3 separate regions of the Homo sapiens genome follow, and all the other regions are linked to region 1. A link is a loop called in an ENCODE intact Hi-C map of the cell type or tissue named here. Cell type or tissue: endothelial cell of umbilical vein. All regions are shown on one strand.

Region 1 (8,000 bases):
TCAGCAAGGGCTGGGCTAACATCTCGTTAATTTTATGTCAACTCTCTCTCTTATTCTCTAGTATTCTGATAGTAGTATTTTGAGTAACGTTATTACATATGCACACCACAATTAAAACGGTTTATTACCTAATGTCTGTAATTTATGCTCATAAAGAAAGAGATACACTGGTCCCTGAACAATTATTCTGGTCTCTGTGGAACAAAATTAAATATTTTTTCCAAACTTCAATTAATCTTTTGTCCTCATTTGAGAACATGTTGTTTTATATAACTTTATGCTTGGATTACAATTTAACTTCCTGAGCACTGTACTAGAAATTAGATACATAAATCTCATTGTTAGATATTAAAGCTCTGTCCTTAATTTGTTTCAAAGTTTCAAGGTCTATATAGCAGTTATACTTGATTCAAAAGCAACCTGTTAGCACTTACAGGAATTTTTTTTTCCAGAAATTCTTTGGAAGATAGATACTTTTTTTCCTTTTTCCATTTTAGTATAGTATATTTGGCCTTTTTAGGGTAGGGATTTTAGGCTAACTCTGAAAAAATGATTCTTTTAATAGTTAAGAATTTAGAAACAAAAGCCAGATAGACCTGTAATTAAATTCTTTCTCAGGATTTGTTAGCTGTATGACCACCAGGAAGTTACTTACATTCTCCAAACATTGTTTTCTGATCTGTAAAATGGAGGTAATTACAGCATCTGTCTCCAAGTTAGGATTAAGTAATCTCTATCGTGCTTCATAAACTGCCTCATTCATAGAGAACATTGAATACCTGTGCAGTTATAGTTACTGTTGTTCTAGAACAAAAGAAGAAGGCAAAAGAAAAATCTGAAGCCTTAAGTCATGTTAGAGTAGGGTGACCTCAGCTGCATTTGCCTTTTGGAGAAGGTAGTTTCAGAGGACAATGAGTGTCTGCAATAGGGGTGGGTGTACGTGGCATCAAGCTGAGCATAACCTAACCTGTTCTGATGAAAAGTTTCTTTTCATTCATTTTAAAAAAAATTCTCAGCTGGGTATGGTGGCTTACACCTGTGTAATCCTAGCACTTTGGAAGGATGAGGTGGAAGTGTTTCTTGAACTCAAGAGTTCAAGACCAGCCTGGGCAACATTGCGAGAATTTGCCTCTATGAAAAATCAAAAAAATTAGCCAGGCATGGTGGCATGCACCTGTGGTCCCAGCTACTCTGGAGACTGAGGCAGGAGGATCACTTGAGCCGAGGAGTTTGAGGCTGTAGTGAGCTATGATCTCTCACTGCACACCAGCCTGGGCAACAGAGTGAGACCTGGTCTCAAAAAAAAAAAAAAGAAAGATTCTCTTTGGTCTTTCCTCATTTCCCCGCTTTCTCTATCACAATATTCCCTCACCTCTCTTTTCTTTTCTCTTTTCTTTTCTCTTTTCTTCTCTCTTTTCTCTCTTCTCTCTTTTCTCTTTTCTCTTTTCTCTCTTCTCTTCTCTTCTCTTTTCCTTTTTTGAGAGAGGGTTTCTCTCTGTTGCCTAGGCTGGACTCAGACTCCTAAGCTCAGATGATCCTCCCACCGATCTGGGACTACAGGTGTACACCACCATGCCCAGTGCCTGGGACTACAGGTATGCACCACCATACCCAGTGCCTGGCTCATTCTTTATAAGTTCCACATCAGCCAGATATTGATTGCCTTAAAGAAATGAGACTGAAGTTGAATGACCCTTTTTGAGGGAATTTTTAAAAATCTCTACATAGGAAAGTACAGCATTTCCTGAAATAAGCAAATGTTTGTATGATGTTTTACATTACTTTTCAGCTCTCCATGACTCCCATAGGCCAGAGGTCTGACACTTCCCCACTCCTCTCTCTGCTCCCTAGTTCAGCTATGTGCCATCTCTGCTTCATTCCCCAGCACCATGGTCCTTAGTAGAAGCAAATTTCCATCTCAGGGAGCATCAACCAAATGGAGAAGCTTTGGTAACAGGGCCTGCTGGATGTGATTAGTTGACTGTGCTTATACACAACTTGTTTTTTCAATGAAATAAAAATTGCATATGCTACAGTGCTTTAATCTTTTATCTTCATATATGACACAAATCTCAAAGAGTCATTTCTGTTTCAGGCCCTTCTTGAATTTCTCCAAAGAGTAATAGATAATAAAGAAAAAAATAAAATGACAGTCATGAATGTAGCAATGGTCATGGCCCCGAATCTCTTTATGTGTCATGCATTGGGATTGAAGTCCAGTGAACAGCGAGAATTTGTAATGGCAGCTGGGACAGCAAATACCATGCACTTATTGATTAAGTACCAAAAACTTCTGTGGACAGTAAGTATATATCATATGCTTTGGTCTTAGTAGTTTAAAAAACAAATTGCATGTTTGTTATTAGCTTTATTAATTTACATTTAAAATTTGTGAGTGCAGAAAATATTAAAAACATTTTATTCATATAGGTAAGGAGGGCCCTGTGAATTTCTGTTTTAAAATTATGTCAAAACATGCCTTGTAAGAAGTACTTTTTATTTACTTCTGCCTATTTTCCCATTTCTCAGTGTTTAGGCCTGCTGTATTTTTAAAAGCCCATGCTATCTTGGTTTCAGATTATTCAGTTCTTTTTCATAGACCCTTTATTGAAAGGGATGCATGCATTTTGTACCCTTATTAACTGAGAACATCTTCAAAAATGGTTTCCTCTGTTTTACACTTATTTTGAGCTTGTTTTGACAGCTTATCAGAGGATGGAAGTGGATGAGAGGCTTCGTTGATTAGGTGCTCATTTTCCAATGAAATTTATAATTTTTCAGGAGGCATCTTATAAGCATTTAGGAAAAAATGACCTAAAGGAATTCCAAGCAAAATTATAATATTGAATATTTCAATCTCTTATTTGAGGAGCTTCCAAACATTAATTTGTTAAAAAGACAGAGTGATGATATTTAGATCCTGAAGTCTTTATTTTTATAATCCATAAAAAGACAACTGATGTAGATGATTTCAAATGTGTTTTTTTAATAAAAAATTAATGTCCATTTATTAAATCTCAATGTTTGAAATGTCAAAATTATTTCATGGTTACATTTTGATACCTTAAAATATTTTGTTTTTGCTAATGTGATTTCTTAGGATAAATTTGTTCTGGATTTTTGCTAGCTACCTATCAGCTCTTGTTTCTTGGGGAGTTCTTTCTCTCATGACAGCAGCGGCTAGCTGGTTATTAGAAGGGGACTTGAGGTTAGCTAGCAGGGCTGTAGGTAGGAGGCTGCAAAAGGAAAGACCTACGGAGGTGGCTTCTACTGCTCGTCACCTCAGGGGGTCTCCAGTCTGGCATAGAAAACGGCCACTATGTCCTTGAACTTCACAAAGCCTCTTTTGGAACCTTCCACAGTGGGTGGCAAATTATACCACGTGGATGCCCTGTACACCTGGTAAGTGAATAATATGAAGTATTTTCTTTTCACAGATTTAATGAATAGTGCATGTAAAATGGCAGTCTTATCAAAAAGAGAAACTCTTTACTGTTTTTGAAATTTAAAAAAATATAATTTTTTTTTGTAGTTTAAAATGGTGGCATTTCTTTTTCCTCTCTAAGCTTAATTCCTTTTCTCTATAGATTCCCAAGTTTATTGTAAACCAAGTGAGGAAGCAAAACACGGAAAATCATAAAAAGGATAAAAGAGCCATGAAGAAATTGCTGAAGAAAATGGCTTATGACCGAGAAAAATATGAAAAGCAAGATAAGAGTACAAATGATGTAAGAAAATAGTGGAGATATGTATTTATTCAGATCTTAAGTATTTTTTTAATACCAAAATTTTTTATTTAATGTTTTCATAGTATGACTTTCTGCCACTTATTAGGCTGTGGTGCTACTTGTAAGTGAAAGACATCAGTAACTGTCTTCCTACTACTGCTGCTAATGATCAGTATTGACAGTTGGTCAGGTGTTGGTGACTCAGCATGTGAGTTGTTAATGGGGAACAAAGGAAGATATCAAGACAAGACTGAACACACACACACACACACACCCCTACACCCCTACCCCTACCTCTACCTCTCGTGCGGAGACTCTAGTCGCCTACTGAATATATAATCTATAGTGAGTAAATAACATCATGTGAACCACTGACATTTTTTTCTAAATTTTTCTCATCTGTAGAATGGGGAAAAATAACTAATCCAGATGGACAAATAGGTTAATGTTTGTGTTGTGCCTAGGATTATTCCTGGACTTTAATAAGTATTTGAAGGTTCTCAATTTGATCAGAAGAATTTTGAGAGCTAAATTGGAAAGAAAAAAATTAAGATGTTTCAAAAAAGAAATACCTAAATATCTGTATTTATAAACTACTGTAAGAGTATATTAAGAACTGGGTTTACAATAATAAAATATACATGGATATACATTTATGAAGTAAGTTACCAAAGCTGTAGCGTAAGTTCATGAAATGAAAGGGTTTCTATTGTTCTATTTAAGTGAATCCACCTCCTCCCTACTACCACCACCATTGAAGTTGTTCAGTTACATGCTGACATCTTGTGGAATAATGTGAAAATGCAGTTATCTGCCTTTGTCTGAATTTTCGGTTTTGGCCTGCTTATGGATCCAGTAATCATAAAAACGAAGTTTTTCTCTTAGATTTATTTATAGCTCTCACTCTTAAAAAATGATACTTTCTTGGCATTGTAAAACATTTTAAATCAAGTTTTAAATATCTTTAAAAACATAAAGAGAAGTTGTAAATATGCTTATTTTTTTAGAAAGGCCTTGATATTATCCTAAAGGCTTTTAGAAAGCCTTTTTTTTTGGCATTTGGTTAACTTTAGAATGTTCTGTTACCTCTAAGACCATTGTAAATATGTGAATTAAGTCTGTTTTGTAGCCCTTCTTATTCATATTAAGTGACTTTATAGTCTTGTCTTTTTATAGGGCATTTAGCTGTGATATTCTGAAGCTCAGGATCTACTTAAGGAAACATTTGGGGTGTACCTTTTAAATAATATTTAGAAAAACTGAAACGTTTACTTTTTGGAAATGGAATATTTTAGTAATTTTGTCATTTATGGAAAAAAAAGCATTAACTTCTTTAGTTTGCACTTTGGCATAGTTAGACATGATCTGGTCTGAGAATGATCTCTGTACTATTTAAAAACTGTATTGTCATTTTAAAGCTTGGGATTTAAATATCAGTTTCATCACATATTAGCTGTAACTTTACCTCTTTGAGTTTTTTTTTTTCTTTCCTTATGTGAAATTCAGTTACTCATCAACAAAATGCTATTGCCACCTTGGTGCTAGGCCCCCACTTTATGTTAGGTGTTCCCAGGGAGTCAGGGAGCTGGGTGCTCACCCTCGAGGAGCCAGGAGAAGGCATATAGAAGGGATGTAGCTCAGAGGTATGTGATTGAAGCCTGACCAGGGTACCGTAATCTACAAAACAGGAAGTAAGCATGAGAGAGGCTTCACTGGGGAGTCAAGCTGAGATGTGAAAAATAAATCAGTGTTGTTCAGGTGTCACTAGAGAAGAGCCATCTAACCTGCAGTGGAAGCTTTCTGACATCACAGCCCATGGTGGAGGTCTGTTTGGCCTGTCATTTTGGTAGAAAAATTCTCATCTCCAGCCTGGCCAAGACAGTGGAACCTCATCTCTGCTAAAAATATAAAAATTGGCTGGACGTGGTAGCACACACCTGTAGTCCAGCTACTTGAGAAGCTAAGGCAGGAGAATCGCTTGAACCTGGGAGGCAGTGAGCCAAGATTGCGCCACTGCACTCCAGTTTGGGTGACAGAGTGAGACTTCATCTCAAAAAAAAAAAAAAATTCTAATCAATAGCCAAAATTTAAAAAAAAAATTATGCCATTTTATTAGGGAGAGTAAATAGACACACAAAGCAATTACAGAACAAGTAGAGGTGCAAGCTAAGTTCAAATACTGTGGATATGTGGTAAGTTACTAAGTAACAAGAGTTTTTTGCATGTTGCTTCCAACTGGCAACTGCCAGAATTCTAAAGCTAAAACATTTAATGTGAAAGTTTGAACCACCGTCTTAATGACAAATGGATGTTGGGGCATCCCTCATCTTCTGGCAGTAAGAGGCCTGCTTTCCATCAGGGTAGCAATTCCCTGGATTTGAGTAGGAGCCGTTCCTTTTGCATGGAACATGGACCATCTACTTTGCTGTAAGCCATGCCCCCTCCTTCATTCTGTCTGGTTGCTGTAGTTTCTTGACTCTCCTCCAAATCATTTAAATATGCAATATGAAACTATAGGGCATGAAATTGCCTGGGGGTAGCTTTTGTCATTTGTTAAACAGTTACTTGATATGTGCCTACTGTGTGCCAGGAATTACTGGGTACTTGAAATATAAATTATTGGACAAAACATACAAAGATCACTGCTCTTCCAGAGCTTAAATTCTAAAAATAAAAGTAAATCTAGGAAGTAATTCATATAATGTGTTAGTATGTGATTTATCCTCCAAAAGTAATAAAAACAACAGAACAAGGGGAATTGGGAAGGAGATCCCCTGGCACTATTAAGTTGAGATGGTCTGGATATTATTCATTTAAGCAAAGACAAGAAGAAGGGCAGGGAGTTGAGTTGTGTGTATATCTCAGGAAACTCAGTCCAGGCAGAAAGAATAGTCTGTGAAAAAACCTTAAGACAGGAACTTACCTTAAGGAGTGAGTGTAGCTGGAGTGAAGCCAGCAGAGGGAACGGTAGTGTGAAATGAGGTCAGAGGGGCAATGGGGCAAGATTGCATAGGGCCTTGTAGATAGACCATCATTAGAAATTTGGATTTACTCTGAGTGAAATGGGGGTTTGAAGCAAAGGCTTGAAAATCTATACTATGTTTTAAAATGATTCCTTAGGCTGTTGTGTTGAGAATAGACTAAAAGGGAGCAAAGAAAAATAGGGAGATCATTTGGGAGGTTCTTGTAATCCAGGTAAGAGATAATGGTGGTTCAGACCAGGGTATCAGCATCGGAAAGTGGAGAAATGGTTGGATTCTGGATTTTGTTTTGAAGTTAGAGCCATTGAGATTTCCTGATGGAAATCATGTAGGAGAACAAAAGAGGTCAAAAATGACTCTGATTTTTGGCCTGAGAAATTGGAAGGATGGTATTGCTTTCAATTTCATGATTTCAATTTAGGACATATTGAGTATGATGTCTATTGGACATTTAAGTGGGGATATTTGAAATGTTTGGAGAGAAAATCAGGTCATACTAACTGGCCACTTAGGTGCATAGAGAGACAGGGGCAGAGGGAAAGCAGGAGTGAGCCTTAAGAGAGATTGATAGCAAAGTTTCTATTCTGTGCATGACAGGGAACTGCTGAAAGGTGAAGGAAAGATTTGAGGGAGTGTAAGATTGGAGGGTAGGTAGGAGATGGTAGGTAATTTCCTTGTTGATGGGAGTATATAAATTGGTAGAGTTCTTCCAGAGAACAGCAGCATGTGGCAAAGTCCTGAAAGCCATGCTCTTCACTGGACTCAGATATTCCTCCAAAGAGAGTAATAGCATGAACATGCAAATATTTATGGTTAAGTTCATTGCCATTTTCTTACACTGACCAAAATTAGAGATAATCCAAAAGAACAGAGGTGGCTAGTTAAATACATTATGGCATATCTATACAGCGAAATACCATGAAAGTGTACAAATGTGTATCTTGACATTGAAGAGATTCGTAATATGTTACTATGTGATAAAAGAAGTTACGAGTCAGTGAATGGTGTAGTGCTATATTTTTAGGGGGTAATAGCTATGATTTTAATGCTTTGCAGAGGTCAGACACAATGCTAAACATTTTACAAATATTGTCTCGTAATATTTATGGTAGTCTAATTGGGGTGTATTATTGTCTAATTTTTTTCAGATGAGGAAAGTGAGAATTAGCAATCTTAAAGTTACTAAGGTTATCTAGATAGGAATTAGTGGAGCTGGAATTTGAAACCAAATCTATATGACTTTAAATCCATGGACTCTTCACCATTATTCTCTGTTTCTCCATAGATCACA
Region 2 (8,000 bases), 130 kb before region 1:
ATGAGAAAAAAACAAGTTTGTAAGCAAAAACAAGGGTTGCCAGATAGAATAGACTTGGGATATTTCTCTCAATAATGAGGTCTAGTCAGTGTCCATGTCAAGCTGGTAAGGTCCTTGGCCTCTCATTTGGAGAGATGCCGCCATTTCCCATGCATGTATCTGCTTTTCCTGTCTTGGCTATGCTTCTTTTCAGATCCACATGATCTTTCATTGGATATGTTAACCCAGTGGGATTATAAACCAGTCCTACTGGCATGGTCCTGCTGGCTTGATAGTTGGTCTGCTCTTCAGGTTACATTGGATGAGATACTGAGGACTGCTCATTGCTGACATTTCATAAAGTTCTTTTAGGGACACCTTTCTGTAATTTCCACAGGCTGGCAAGATGTGCATTCAGAGTTGAGATGTTGAAGGGATGCCCAGCAGAGATATCCAGCAGGTAGCCAGAAATGCAAGACCTAGCATTAAATGGAGAGAAATTGAGAACAGAAATCAAGACTGCAAATCATCCCCATAGAAGTAATAAGTTAATTTTTAGAGTAGAATGGCTAGACGATATGGATTTTCTCTCAATATCTTAAATTTTATTTACCGTAGCCTTAGTTTGAAAGAAAAATAATTAAATTCATCTAAAACATTTATATTTTAGAATGGATTATTCTGACAAATATGTCAACATGTTTTTTTGGTAGATTATAGATGTTTTAAAACACTTTTCATTAGCACTGCAAAATTACATTTTAACTGCCTCAAATTACTAAAATCATTTTAGCATTTAAGATATTCAGAATTTAATTTTTTTGAAAGTCACTGCCTCAAAGATAGGAAAATAATTAGAAGGTGCACAGAATATAATTTTAGAATTTTATTTTGTAAAATTTGAATTCAGGGTAAATTTTTGGTTCTACTATACCATTATTAGGAAATATATGAAAATACCGCTAAAATGTAAATGTATTTAACATTGAAAGAGTTTGGGACTTATATTTTTATTGATTCTCTTATTCTGTATGTTTCTCTGTTCCATTTTATTCTATAGAAGTGCCAGAAAAATCCATGTGTTATAGACAATCAGTTTCTGTATAAGCCCATTTCTTCTGATTCTGCCATCTGGAGCAACAAAATTCATTCATTTCCTATTCAATACATTTTCAAATATTTGGAGTTATAGAATCTAAGTAATAAAAATCTTTAATGATCATCCAAACTGCTGCTTTGTAGATGAGGGGACAGCAATGTATTGAGATGATAATTTACCTAAAGTCATATTCCCAGGTGGTGGCAGCAGTGGTACTAGAACCTGTCTATCAACACGGTCTCTACAATACAGGCTGGGCAATTGTTTCTTACATTGCAGCCATACAGCAGATTGAATGAGATGCTAGGCTTTTACATAAGGCAGACCTGCCGGTAGGTTTTACCTTCCCCATTTGTGAACTCATGATCTTGGATGAGAGTGAGTATTTCTAATCCTCAGTTCTTCATCTGTAAATTGCAATAATACTTACCTTATGTGGTTGTTGTAAGGATTAAATGAGATAATACATGTAAATTGCATAGCACCATGTCTGGTATATAAAACACATTCAGTAAATGTTTGCTATTATTATTTCCGAATGGTTTTTTCCTTCTCAAAGGCAAGCATTCCTGTTTCTTTCCACTTTTTCTCATATATATTTTGAGAATTTCATACCATTCTGATTATCCTCTCTAGATACATATTTTTCTTGAAATGTTACACTAAAGCTCAAATTCAGTTTATTTAGCTCAGGGGCAGAGCAGGATATAAGTATCTTCAAGCTATTGGCAATGATTATAAAGTATTTTATAACAATGAATATTATAATTATTATAAAATTCTCTGTGGAATCTCCTACATTTTCCATCCTACTTTTTTCCTTTCTCTACTTGCATTTTTTCCCCTTCCTCCAATAGCCCTCATAAAGGAAAACACGTACACATTATATGGTGGAAAAAAATTTTTAAACTATAGTGCAATACAAGCTTTAGTGTCCTATGAAATTGAATACATGTAATCAAGGTAGAAACACTCATCAAATTCCTTTAGGTCTACTCACTGGTGATCATCAGTTTGTGATTTTCTGTCCTTAATTCTGGACCGGTTAAATTCCTGATCTATCTCATTAAACACTGCCTTCGGTGTCAATATTTTGATTGGTGGTAAATGCTAGTTATAACTATATTCCCCAATTATCGTGGTCTTAGACAAAGTGAAAAATGATTGTTAAATGATAATTATTCCTCCTAAAACTTCCAAGTAAAATTTCATCTGAGGATATGATTTTGTGTGGGTGTTACTTTCAGAGTAGTGGTGTTTGGAGTGGATTGTAATTTTATTCTCTTTCCAATTGACGCTAGAACATAAAGCTGACATTTGAATTTGCCCCAGAAGTTGATGATCATTCTAATTTGATAAACCATATAAATGGAAGTTCACATGCTTCCTCCAAGTACAGGGGTTATCTGTGATGTCTAATTAATCACTTCTCACTAACAGAATTGTTTCTTCGTGCCAGGCCTCTCTGTGGAGTAGAGCTGGCCTCCAAGATAACAGAGGGTTCTCAGCCTGATGGGCTGGGTCTGGAGGTAACTCCCAACCTCCAGCAGCCTTGCTGGAATAAGCACATTCCACCATCATTACTACTGCAGATTCTGTTCCCAACAACCTGACCCTGAACTTCCTTAGCATGTCCTTAGCATGTGTATGTTCTTTCTGCTTGTTGTGTCATTATTCTTATTTTCAGAAGCAACATGATAGTAATAATAGATAACTGGACTGACAAATCGTTGGAGAATTAGTTCCACTTGTGGCCTTGCTGGCTTCTAAACTGTACAACATATGATAAATCACTTGATCTTTCTGTTCCTAGTCTTCCTCTGCGAAACCAAGGCGATCATGATTCTCTGAGAGGCCACGTAAACTATTTTTTAAAGATATGAATTGTGAAACAAAGTGCCTCAAAGTGCCTAGATTTGAACACTGGTTCCATAGCTTAAGAGATCTGTGTGATCTCAGGCAAGTTGCTTACCCTCCTATCTATGGAAGAGAGATTAAAGATACCAGTTATCTCTTACCATTGTGTGAAGATTAAGTTAATATATTAAAGTGCTTAGAACAGTGTCCGGCACAAAGTTATCACTCAAACACTAGCCGTTGTTTTTTCAGTGGTAAAGGCTCTCAAAGACAAAAGGAGATGGTAGATAAGAGTGAGAGAGGGGCTCTGAGCACCTCTAGCACGAAAGCCTTCCTTTATATTTGCCTGGCCAACAAGATGGTGAGCTCTTGGTGGCCAGGCGCTGGGCCATGTGTGTGCTACACAGCACCAGTACCCAGGGACCCCCAGGAGATGGGTGAGCAGATGAGTCTTTCCTAAATGGACCAAAGAAAAATACCCAACACTCCTTATTTTCTTTTTTTTGTTTTTGTTTTTGCTAAAGGACTGAAGGTTTGTAATTATTCAAGTCTTTTTTCTCATCCCCTTATGTTGCTTCTGTTGATGACTTTCACAGTCTTCTCGTTCTACCTTTGACTAATTGTTGCTGGCTCTCCCTGCTAATGTTTTGAGGTATTTATCTGGCCTGCCTCTGCTTCCCTGTGAAATATCAGGAAGGCTTTGTGACTCTACAGTGAATTATAGCTCTGCTTCTTAGCCTCAGCTCACCAATATTTTCTGGATAGCATGAGATTACTAGGGCATCCCATGGTAGGGTGGAATCATGGAATCATGGAATGAGGATATGCTGATGATGAAGAAAAGTTGTCTAGGTGAGACCTAGTTTCGGATTGTTGCTGCTTTTTGTTTGTGTGATGTGAAGGCAGTTGCTTGTTTTTCCTTCTTCAAAATGGTGGTATGTCACATGGTTTGGAACTGATTAAATGTAATAATATAGTAATCTGAAGCACCTAGCATAGCACCTGACATACAATAGACACATTAAATATTAGTTCCCTTCCTTTTAGAAGACAACCTGGTAGAAGTGAGCGCTGGCTTTGCTAATGATATGAATTTCATTTGTTTGCATTTATCCTTCTGAGTTACCAAGCAGTTTTTGCTGCGGAAGGAAGGTTGTGTCTTTTAGCCAGCAGGTGGCAATCAAATTAAAGCTAAAAGTTCACCTCATTATAACAGGTAAAAACGTTGCCTTTTTTCATATTAATACTTGATGGAAGTGGCAGGTGAATGACAGACATTTGGCACTGAAGTGGAGTCACCCCTGACGAAGGCATTTTTAACACGAGGCCCTAGATACGGAAGATTAGTTTTCCTAAAGCTGCTTTTGATTTCAGTACCTGCGTATCATTGTCATACACCTTCTTAGAGGTTTGTCAGAGGAATCATCTAGATTTATGCAACACTGTGTTTAAAATAATGAATCTATTCACTTGATTTGGCAGTTTAAAAAAGCAGAGTAAAAAGTGAAGTCATCAGTTGATAAAATAGAATTGTTAGAATAATACTATTTCATATTCGGTCTGGTTTTACGTGAATTTTTGTTGTTGTCTCACTGAATTTGTGTGTGATTTTTAAACAAAGAACACCCTTTGACTGAAAGGTATAAGCAGGGAAGAACTCTGTAAACTCCATTTTTGAGTCTTAAGGTTTTTTGTTTGTTTGTTTTTGAGATGGAGTCTTGCTCTGTCACCAGGCTGGAGTGCAGTGGCGCAATCTCGGCTCACTGCAACCTCCGCCTCCTGTGTTTAAGCGATTCTCCTGCCTGAGCCTTTCAAGTAGCTGGGATTACAAGCACGCACCACCAGGCCCAGCTAATTTTTGTATTTTTAGTAGAGACGGGGTTTCACCATGTTAGTCAGGATGGTCTCGATCGATCTCTTGACCTCGTGATCCGCCTGACTCGGCCTCCCAAAGTGTTGGGATTACAGGCGTGAGCCACTGCGCCCGGCCAGTTTTTAATCTATAAAGTGAGGATAATGTCATTTTCCTCTCTTTTTGCAAGGATTAAAATAGATGATAAATGAAAAGCACTTAGTATGGTGCGTGGCACACAGTAAGCAATCATAATAAATGATACCATTTGGATAACTTATATTATTATCAAAGAATCACTGAAGATGGAAGGGAGCTGAGAGCTCATATGGTCTAATCAGCCCTTTCATTGTTTAGGACATGGAGACAGAGAAAAGTTAACTTGCACAGAGCTAATTAGTATCCATATCAGTTCTGGAACCCAAAATTCCTGAAGCTGCTGGTCTTTTTCACACTGCTACCCCTGAATTATTAGTTCTGGCTGGAGGTGGATGGTATGAAGGCATGGCTGTCAGGGACTAGAGTGACCCTCTTTTTATGGACGGTAGGCAAGGCAGTGGGAAGACCACGTACTATGATGACTGCATTTAGATGAGGTGTCGTGACTGATCCGCTGTCACATGATATATGCTGCTGACATCCTTTGAGATAAAGTCAACTCTAAACAGTAAAGATAAACTCCTAATACTAGCTTCCTTTTCCAAAGCCAAGTCTCTACTAGGCTGCCTCTGTCTTAACGGGAAGACCATACACATTAGCCGTTGTACTTCATGAAGTTCAGCATCATGTGATGATCAGGAATGACTAATCATCAGCACCACTGTGCGATTTTCAGGGTAAAAAAAAGTTACTAGCATTCACTTGCTAAAGCTGCTACCCTGTAGCTTTCTTTCTTTCTTTTTTTTTTTTTTTTTTTTTTTGAGATGGAGTCTCGCTCTGTCGCCCAGGCTGGAGTGCAGTGGTGCGATCTCGGCTCACTGCAAGCTCTGCCTCCCGGGTTCACGCCGTTCTCCTGCCTCAGCCTCCTAAGTAGCTGGGACTACAGGCGCCCGCCACCATGTCTGGCTAATTTTTTTTGTATTTTTAGTAGAGACGAGATTTCACCATGTTAGCCAGGATGGTCTCCATCTCCTCACCTCGTGATCTGCCCGCCTCGGCCTCCCAAAGTGCTGGGATTACAGGCGTGAGCCGCTGTGCCTAGCCCCCTGTAGCTTTCTCAATGATTTGCAATTTCCTATAGAAGGCCGCTCAAGGAGTAGGAGGCCAGGGGAGCAAACATTTTTCCCCCATTTGTTTTGCTGCTTAGTACTCTTGACTGTCCAGTATCTCCAGAGGTCAGGAGTTTTGGGACACTGTTCTTTGAATCAGTTGGCGACTGTCATCATCATACCTATATGACCTGCCCATGTACAAAGTGTGGTCCATCACACTGCCAGTGAAATTTGCGCCATAGATATATACCATAGACCCATCATGTGGGAGCTTAAAGGTGTGCGGGGGTCCCCAGGAGCAGCACAACCCCTCATTTTACAAATCAGAAAATTCAGCGCGATGTCACTGGCCCATCACATCTTGAAGGACCACAGTGGTTTTTGCCTTTCTTTTTTTATGCCAGTAGTTACACCTGGTAAAGATAATACTTCGGTTGTCCCAGTTCTAGTTGAAAATGTTCAACACCCAACAGAAACATAGTTGGTGGTAGTTCAAAGCTACAAGCAAAAGGCTTATGTTCTCCATGCACGTGTGTATATTCTGGGACAAATTAGTCCCTTCCTTTCTGGGATTTCTTTTCCCATTTCAGGGATCTCCTTGACTCGCGTCTTTGTTACATTGATAAGGGCTTGAATTTACCACATTTCCTGGGACCAGTACCTTGGGGGAGCGATTAAAATAAAATCTGAGGCCCAAGGGGATATTTCAAGTATAAGGAGAAGAGAGATTTGGGTGGGTGGCATATAATTGCCTTCTCAGAGATGCTCAACTCATACCAAATAGATGGCTGCTCTGACCCCTAGAAACCTGAAGAAAAGATCCTGATTACAGGTCTGTTTCTAGACCAGATACATGCAGCAAGAATGTACAAGGGATGTTTCCGGCCCTGGAATAATTTCAAGGAGCTAAGTTAATAATGTCTCCAGTGTCTAGGATTTATAAAGCAAAGATCTTCTAAAATTAGATACTTGTAATTTATAATTAGGCTAAATTATGGTTGTTGATTAGTGATTAAAGTAGTGGTTTAATGCTGTGCTGTAGAGAATCAAGGACTTCATATTCTTCTCTTGGTGCAATTTTATCATGTATTCTGAAGCTCAATAAGATAAAGACAGGTTGTGACTATTGAGAAATCAGTCATTGCTAATCTGACAGTGGTTCTGGTTTCTTTAGGAGAGGGGAGGTAAAAGCATAGAGTGAAAATGATTATTTTTCCTTGCAATTTCAGAATTTATAGTTGATGTTACTTTTCCTTCACAGGTGATATAGGGTTGTATTAATAACTGATTCAGTGCAACAGCTTATTCTTACCACAGACTTCCAGCATTTATTAACCAGATAACTATTCTAGCAAGGATTTAAAGCTACCTTATTTCTTGATTTTGCTGTTCTCAGGATTGACACTGACCCATCCACCTCCTTTGTGGGGATGCAGAGCTCTCGAGGCATTTACTCGTGTCCTTGGGCAGATCAGTGGCTTTTACTTTGGCACTTCGGCATATTTGCTCAACAAATGCTAATGAATGACTGTGTGCCAGATGGCATATTGAGAGTAGGGAAATGGATGGAACTTCCTGCCCTCAGGAAACAGAATCCTATGGAGTCTGTGTGCATATGTGTATGTGTGTGCACAGCAGAGGAAAGGGGGTTATCGGAAGTATAAATAACTTCAGTATAGCACAATAGTAGAATAAAGAGTGAGACACATTCCATGTCAACATGTTATAGGTGTCATACCTTGAAGTGTTTTTCATACTTCAGGTAATTGGGCCTTTCTAGAGAGTGTCTAAGGGAGATCTAAATTAATAACCAGTTCTTTCCCATGAGAAATGAAGGCTGTCACTTTTTTAAAATGTTAGGCTATTGTATGTGTTTTAGCAGTGCATGTTTAACTAAAAATAGCTAAAAGAACAGCCTCATACCCCTCTTATGGTGAGACAGAGTACAGAGAGTACTCTGAAAGTAAGCAAGCTGGCAAGTGCTTTGCTACTTAGTGGACTC
Region 3 (8,000 bases), 340 kb before region 1:
TCTTAGTGAAATTATGTAAACTCTCTGTGCTTCTGTTTCCTTATCTGCAAAATGGAAATGAGAGTTACAATGCCTACTCCAGGCAACACAGAATCTGTCTCAGTGCACCAAGTGTTGTGACGAGCTGTTGTGAAGAATGAAGTATTAACTAAGAACACACAAAATATTCAGATCAGTGTCCAGATTTGGGCAAACACTTGATAAATGTTAATTGTTATTTAAAAAGAGAAGACAGAAAAAGAAAAACACTAGTGCCCAGAGACAAGACTGCAGGTTGTCTCAGTTCTCACCTACCCCGTTTGTTGTACACTTGTGCACAATACTTTATCTTTGGAGGCTATCTCATACAAACTCTTATATAACCAGACTTCAGGTCATATCCAGGTCTCATGCTCTCTTTCACTCAGCTAGGACCATCCTACTACGTTATTCAGTTTCTTTTTCCTTCTTCCCTGCGAATTGCTGAGGTGATGAATCTCTCTTTCCCACTCATGTTTTCTCAGCACCAGGATGGCAACAGACACACAGATTTTTAATAGGTGGATGAATGAATGAATGGATGGATGATGGCGGTGTTTATATTGAAACCCTGAGTGCTGTCTCAAAATACTTTCATTCAAGATGGCTTGGTTCCTGAATTATATTTAAATGAATTTCATTTTATGAAATTGTACTGAATCTAGAGTAAAATTAAAATAGAACATACAAGAGAATCTTCTTTTAAGTGGGAAATTGGAAGTAAAAATATAAGGAAGATAAAGAATAAAAACACACGTTTTCCACAGAAAGACTGAACACCAAATGAATAACTTTTTCCCTCTTTAGTGTTTTGTTTCAGCATCATTATCCCACCATTTAGAGGATACGATGACTTATGGTCTTAAAATGAAGCAGTATATCATTAAAGCTTTATTTTCATGAAGATATTTTCTTCTAATTAAATTCAATACCATCCGGGGGAAGAATAGCTTATTCAACACAATACATAGAAATGCTTTTCCATGTCATAAAGAGCTCAAATAAAGGGTTCATGTTTTACTGTGAATCAAGGAAAAGCACACTCTGGTTTTACAGGCTTCTTTTGGCCAAGCATTTTCTCTTAAATGAGCAGTTTGGGCTTTATTTTACCAGTGAAGAAGAAGCCTAAAACTGTGATTAATTTACCATGGCTCAGATAAAACAGTATCAGAGAGATGAAATCAGTTTCTACCAAAAAAAAAAAAAATGTGATAGTGACCACAATTTCTTTAACTACTGTCACTGAAGCCTTCCTAAGCAAAAACAAGCAGATAAAGTACAACAAAAACTTATCACAAAAAATCCCCCCCAAAACAAGAACAACAGCAACAACAACAACAACAGCAACAACAAAACAAACCCTGAGATGCATTTAAATGATTGATGGTAAACTTCACCATGTTCCAGGGGGCTCTGCAATTTATTCGGCAAACCTTTAGGAAACCTCTGGAATGTATCAAGCATTGAGCTAAGCCTTGGAAATGTAAAGATGAAGAGAACACACAGGTGTTGCTTGCAAGTGAATCAAAGTCTAATAATTTTGGCAGATTTCTTCTAGCAATGTGCTCCAATAAGAAGCCTAAAGGGAAACACCTGTATGCATATGTACACACAGCTCTGTTTATTCCCTTAGAGACACATATTTGTTGGCTGCTGATTTAGTGAAAAGGAATGTAGTGAGGAAAAGTGCGTAAATAATTCATATATTTTTCTCCAGAAAGCTTTTATCCGGAATTCATATTTGAGAGTGACAAACTTTACCATTAGTGGAGTAGTGGTGTTAACAGTAGCAATAATTGAAACAATAGTTAGCAAGAGTGCAAGAAGTCTTATTGACTAAACTATTCTTAAAAATTTCAAAGCTCTATTTAAAACAAGCTCAGTTTTAAGATGATCAGGACATGGAGAGGAAAGCGTTTATGTAAATACATACAGAGGGAGGATCCAAAGTCAACAAAAGTCACGCCTCGTGCCCACATCTTGGTTGGTTTCTAATACCATTCTCAAATGAAATGAACCAGAACGTGAATAAATAGCTGATTCTAAGACTGGGGCAGGAAATATACAAGATGAGCTTGGAGCATCTTGTAGTGTCAGGAAGTAAAGAAGTGCTTCAAAACCAAAACGATGGGAGTGTGTCAAAGGGAAAGGAGAAGTCAACCTCAAGGAACACCCAATGGCCCAAACTAGAACAATTTGAGCATCAAGATAGATAGTGTAGTAACGGATTGTAATCCAAAGTATAAAATAAATATTCATGAGTTCTTCCAATATAAATAGCTGAATAAATAAACAAATGTGGAAAAGAGACAAATATACGGAATTCTGGGTAACTTATGCTCATAGTTCCTACTTAAGGAAGTGAGTATAGCTCTCTACCTACCTCTTAAGTGTGGGTTTTGCATAGTGACTTCCTTCCAAAGGGTATTACAGGCAAAGTGGGAAAAAGAGTAACTTTCCAATGGAGAAATCTGGAAAACATTACGTTGGCCAGATGATCAAGGTTAACAGAAGATCATGGTTATTAATAGTAACAGGTCATGTTGACAGTATGAATACTTGATGTTCTGTGAAGAGAATGGTACGTTACCTCTGTTGTCTTCCTTCCAAGTAACCAGAACCCCAGTCCAATCATGAGAAAAACATCTCACAATCCCATATTGAGGAACGGTCAACAAAATACCTGACTAATACTCTTCAAAACTGCCAAAGCCTTCAAAAATAAGGAAAATCGGAGAAATTGTCACAGCCAAGAGGAACACAAGAAGACATAATGTCTAAATGTAATATGCCATCCTGGAACAGAAAAAGAACATTAGATTAAAATTAAGCAAATCTGAATAGAGTACAAATTTTAATTAATAATAATGTATCAATGTTTGTTATTTAGTTATGACAAATGAGCCATGGTAATGTTAGATGCTAACATAGAAAATTGGGTACGGGGTATATGGAAATTCATTTCTTTGCAAATTTTCTGTGAATCTAAAACTGTACTAAAATTAATAATTTACTAAAAAAACGAATCAAATATCTAAAAGCAGCAAGAGTTGATACAGTTATTTCAATAAACGACAATACGTATGTAAATATTAAATAAACAAAATTGATACTCTATTTTGATTCTACTTACTATCTCACTACTAGATTGTGTAATGTGCTTCAGTTTAGTGTAAATCCCAAATATTTTGAAGTCTAAACGATAATATAATATTAACAATAAAAGTTCTTGAGGTACTCTTGTGTCTTTTCACCCAACTCTGCGCTTACCCCACTCACTAAACTAATTTCAGGAACTTTAGGCATTTTGAAAAGTTTTTTTAACCATATGGCTATTAAAGATGTTGTATATTGTTGTTTAAAATATACTTTCTGATGTGAATAATTCTTCTATTATCATATTTTCCCCATTTTTAAATGTAGTTGGTTGTTACTCTGTGTTACAGAAACAATGTTAGATTTCAAAACTTCCCTGTCTATACAGTGTAGTCACATTTTATGCAAATTTCAAATAGTGAAAAATAAACATATTAATAAAGTCTCAGTTTATGCACCAAAGTTTAAATAATCTTAATTCCTCAAATTAAACATTGATGAATCATGTTTAAAAGCTGACGGATCCAATACATTTTAAATTGTTTACACTATTACCACGTGGTGGCGCCATGTCAGCTGGTGAATGCAAAGCCTTGGCAAACCTTGGATTCCTCCTAAATTGCCTTGAGGAACTCTGACCTCGTCGGAAGAGCCGTCTATGTCCTGACTCTATCCTCCATTTTACAGGAGAGATAACTGAAGTCCACAGAGTGAAATTATTCCCCCACTTCCACACAGTCTGTTACTGAGCCAGGAATAGAGTGTACTTCCTATCACTTGGCTCTGTTCTCTCTGTCTCTCTCACTTTCTCTATGTGTGTGTATAGATATATACACAATATATAGTATACACATATTACACATATATAGTATATGCTTATATATACTATACATTTATGTAATATATAAATATATATTTACCTCATATAAGATATATAAATAATATAAATAAATATCATAAATATATAATATATGATAGGTATCTCTAATATATAAAAAATATATTTATGTAATACATATACAAAATTATATATAATATAGATACATAAGTATATAAGCAAAAGAAGTACATATACATTCATATATTTAATTTCCACAACAACAAATTTTATGGAGTAAAATGTACCTCTTAATGTCACTTTAAAGTTCATGCATATACATATCCAAAATATATTTATAAAATCTTGACTAAGTACAATTTTCCTTCTTTAGGTCCCTGTAACTTTCTATGCTGTGATTTTTGCTTAGCAAAATTTTTGTTGATACAACAAAATTTAGGAGCCATTAGAAAAATGAGTTAGAATCACACAGTTTTACTTAGAGGTATTTTCCCAAAGTATTGTTAAATGAAAATATAAAAAGCAAAAAAAATTTGTATTAGCATAATTGCATGTTTATAAACCAAATAATGACAAAATTAAAATATCCTGCAGAGTATGTACATAAATGTACAAGTCGTATAGAGGCATTTGAATGCAGTAAAAGTATGGAATAATTAATGTAAAGTTTATAATATGAGTTATCTTTGTAGGGGGAACAGGGAAGCCACATGAGGGGAAAAGTAGGAGAGACTAAGGAGAAAACCACATAAAAAGTGGAAAAACATTGCACACATACAAAATGCCTATATGTGATCACATTTATATAAAGTTATATTTATGTAAATATATATAAAATATATAAATTTAAATAGTTGGTTTTAAAGGTACTATAAATAAGGACACAAGAAAAAAGAAAATCTAGAAAAACTATTGATGGTAAAAAATGATAGTTAAGGTAGCAGGTACCTAATCTCCTAAAATAAAAATCTTTCTACAAAGCAATTAAAAATAAGACAAAAAACAATAACCTAATAGAAAAAAATGAGCTAACACCACAGCAGGTAGTTTACATAAGGAAAAACACAAATGGCTTTTACACATCTGTGAAGATGTGTAGTCTTATTCATAATCAGGCATATGAAAACTAAATCTGTAAGAAATTTTGTTTCAAATGCATCCTATTGGCAAAAAATTAATATTTTCTAAAGCCAAGTTTGGCAAAACTGTGAAGCAAGAGGACTCTTCTATACTGTTGATGAAAGCATACATTGGAACAGTTACGTTTGAAAGCAACTTGGCAATATGTAGTAAAGCTGAAGAATCCAAACCCTGTGACCCAGCAGGTCCCAGCAGGTCTGCTCCTATGTCGATGAAGAGATGTTTACAATGATGTTCATAGTAGCATTGTCACAAAGAGCAAAAATTGGAAACAGCCTAAATGGACCATCAATAGTAGAATAAATAAATGGTTATATATTCATTCAATGGATTACTGAGCAGTAGAAAGTGAATGAATCTGAGCTGCATAAATATCATGAGTGAATTATCACAAAATAATGTCGAGGACAAAAAGCACACTGCAGGATGAATACTTGCAATATGACACTATATGAAATTTAAAAACATGCCAACTACTTATATGCACACACATATACACAAATATATGTAATTTGGGAGTAAATAAATGTGTTGCAAGATCTACATAAATACCTGAAAATGATAAATGTTAAATTCAAGGTAGCAAATACTTCTGAAATAACGAGATAGAGAAATTCAACTAGGGAAGGGTATACAGTGGCTTTCATCTGATTGGTAATGCAATTTTTTTTGACAAATAGTATATCTTATATTACTTATTTCATATTTATGATAGATTTATTGTGTTTATAATCATAACACTATATTAGTTATACTCATATTTTTGTTAATATTATTTTATAGTATTTTTAAAAGATACTCAACCCCCTCATAAGAATAGTCCTTCTTGAAATGACAACAAGAAACTATTTTTCACCAATCAGAATGCTAAAGATAAACATTGTAATAATAAACCGTTCTGGCAAGAGTTCAGGGGCACAAGCACGTTCAGTAATTGTTGGGAGAGTACATTTGTAGAACTTTTAACTATGGGATGATTTGGCAATGTTTATCAAAATTAAACGCACATTTGTACCGTTTTACCCAACTCACTTAATAAAATTTTCTCTTTAAATACACTCCAGCAAGAACACAAAGGTATGTATACAATGCTGTTCATTGCAATGCTGTCTGTGATAGCAAAGGGGCAGGTAAGATAAATGTGCTTCATCCATGCAGGAATGTTATGCAGGATGCAGGACATTAAAAAAAATGTGGTACCCACTCGATAAACTGATATGAAATAGTGACTAGGGTAAATAGTAAAAAAAAAAGCGAGGTGAAGAACATTTGTTGGGTAGTCTAACTTTCTGTAACATGGGTTACCTGTACAATTTAGAACTGGGGCTTGGGTAGCGGAGGCCAAAGAGATGAATTTTTAAAAAATATTTCCATTCATGTGTTTTCAACCTTGTATCTCTTGTGTGCATTACCATTAAATAAACTTCAAAAGAAGCAAATAAAAGAATAAATAAGATTTAAAATGAAAATAAAAACAAGAGATGCAACTCCTACATTTAATTTCAAAGATAGTATTGTCACTGTAACTTTAGTATTTTAATGAAGTCACATTACTTGCTTTATATCCAAGGCCTAAGGCTTCAATTAATTTACGGGTAATCTATTGACCAAAAGAGGAAAGTCTCATTAAAAAGTAGCATTTGTTGAGAGGTCCTAGGCCCAAAGGAGGGGCTTTCTTACCAAGACAACACACTTCCAGTTCCTTCTCAGAAGGGGATTAGGGACCATGATGATAAATTTTAATAATTTAGGTGAGGTCTCACTATTAGAGTTTTAAAATCAATTAATTAAGCTGTATCCCTGTTTGTCCTAAAAAAATTTCAAACCAACTAACAAATGAGCACAAAATACAACATAATTCAGTGAATTAAAAACAAGTGAGAAAATGAGGCAAATATTCATTATTTTTTATTTCTCCTTGTAGCTCTTGTTAATTTTTGTTTTATATACTTTGAGGCCATGTAAATATTATAGGTACATATGAATTTAGAATTGTTAAACATTCCCAGTGAATTGAAGCTTTCTTGTTATTAATTCTACTACTGCCTTTTGGCTTAAAGTCTGTTATCATTGCTAGTACAGGCTGAGTACCCCTAATCTAAAATGCTCCAAAATCTTAAAGTTTTTTAGCACTGACATGACACCGCAAGTAGGAAATTCCACACCTGACCTCATGTGATGGGTCACAGTCAAAATGCAGTGAAAAGCTTGTTTCATGCACACAGTTATTAATAACATTGTACAAAATACAATGTGTATAAAGTGTATATGAAACAAATAAATTCTGTGTTTAGCTTCAGGTCCCATCCCCAAGATATCTCTTTATGTACATATAAATATTCCCCAATTCAAAAAAATCTGAAATTTGAAACACTTCTGGTCCCAAGCATTTTAGATAAGTGATAATCAACCCGTAGTAGAGTTACACCAATTTTCTTTTTATTTAATTTGTGTGATTTTTTTCCCATTCTTTCAACTTTTCTGTTTTGTTATATATAGGAAACTACATATGGTTGCTGTTTTCTTAATATACATTGCATTTATGAGGTATGTTGTTATTGTTTCTTAGTCCATTCTGGAAGTCCGAATTTTTTTTTAATATTCGGTCAATTACCTTCATTTAATTATTTATATTTGTATTTACTTTTGCCATCTTACCGTATACATTTGATTTGCTCACCTATTTTACATTTATTTTTTTCTCTCATTTATTGAAGCCCTAGGATAAACCCCTCTTGGTTATAGTGTATCATCCTTTACATGTATTTCAAGATTTGATTTACTTATATTTTAAAAATAATTTTGTGTCTACATACATGAAGAATATTGGTCTGTAATTTTTTTGTTTCTCTTTAATGTCCCCCTCCCTCCCCTTTCCTTCCTTTTCCTCTCCCTGTTCCTTCTTCCC

What was found. Peaks named below come from ENCODE experiments on the same cell type or tissue, not always from the same donor. Only the 100,000 strongest peaks of a DNase experiment are listed, where the experiment ranks them.
Region 2: a loop joins it to region 1, with 11 times the contacts of the local background. A loop is called at or near these places in 90 of 110 quality-filtered maps.
Region 3: a loop joins it to region 1, with 13 times the contacts of the local background. A loop is called at or near these places in 47 of 110 quality-filtered maps.

Annotation. Positions count from the first base shown.
Region 1 is chr6:129,594,944-129,602,943 of GRCh38, reverse strand. It overlaps ARHGAP18 (Rho GTPase activating protein 18), which reads left to right. Exons shown (of 15, transcript NM_033515.3): 11 at 2,096-2,302; 12 at 3,588-3,728. Among named protein-coding and RNA genes, the nearest start is that of ARHGAP18, 110 kb to the left of the region's middle. RefSeq lists an enhancer at 3,786-4,080. In endothelial cell of umbilical vein, a CTCF peak has its summit at 4,509 (motif pointing left); a DNase peak (open chromatin) is centred at 4,503; H3K27ac peaks cover 458 bases.
Region 2 is chr6:129,726,799-129,734,798 of GRCh38, reverse strand. No RefSeq gene overlaps it. Among named protein-coding and RNA genes, the nearest start is that of ARHGAP18, 21 kb to the right of the region's middle. In endothelial cell of umbilical vein, a CTCF peak has its summit at 4,107 (motif pointing right); a DNase peak (open chromatin) is centred at 4,088.
Region 3 is chr6:129,932,426-129,940,425 of GRCh38, reverse strand. It overlaps LOC105377999 (a long non-coding RNA gene), which reads right to left. Exons shown (of 8, transcript XR_942986.3): 6 at 2,702-2,814; 7 at 2,402-2,585. Among named protein-coding and RNA genes, the nearest start is that of TMEM244, 75 kb to the right of the region's middle. In endothelial cell of umbilical vein, a CTCF peak has its summit at 3,680 (motif pointing right); a DNase peak (open chromatin) is centred at 3,765.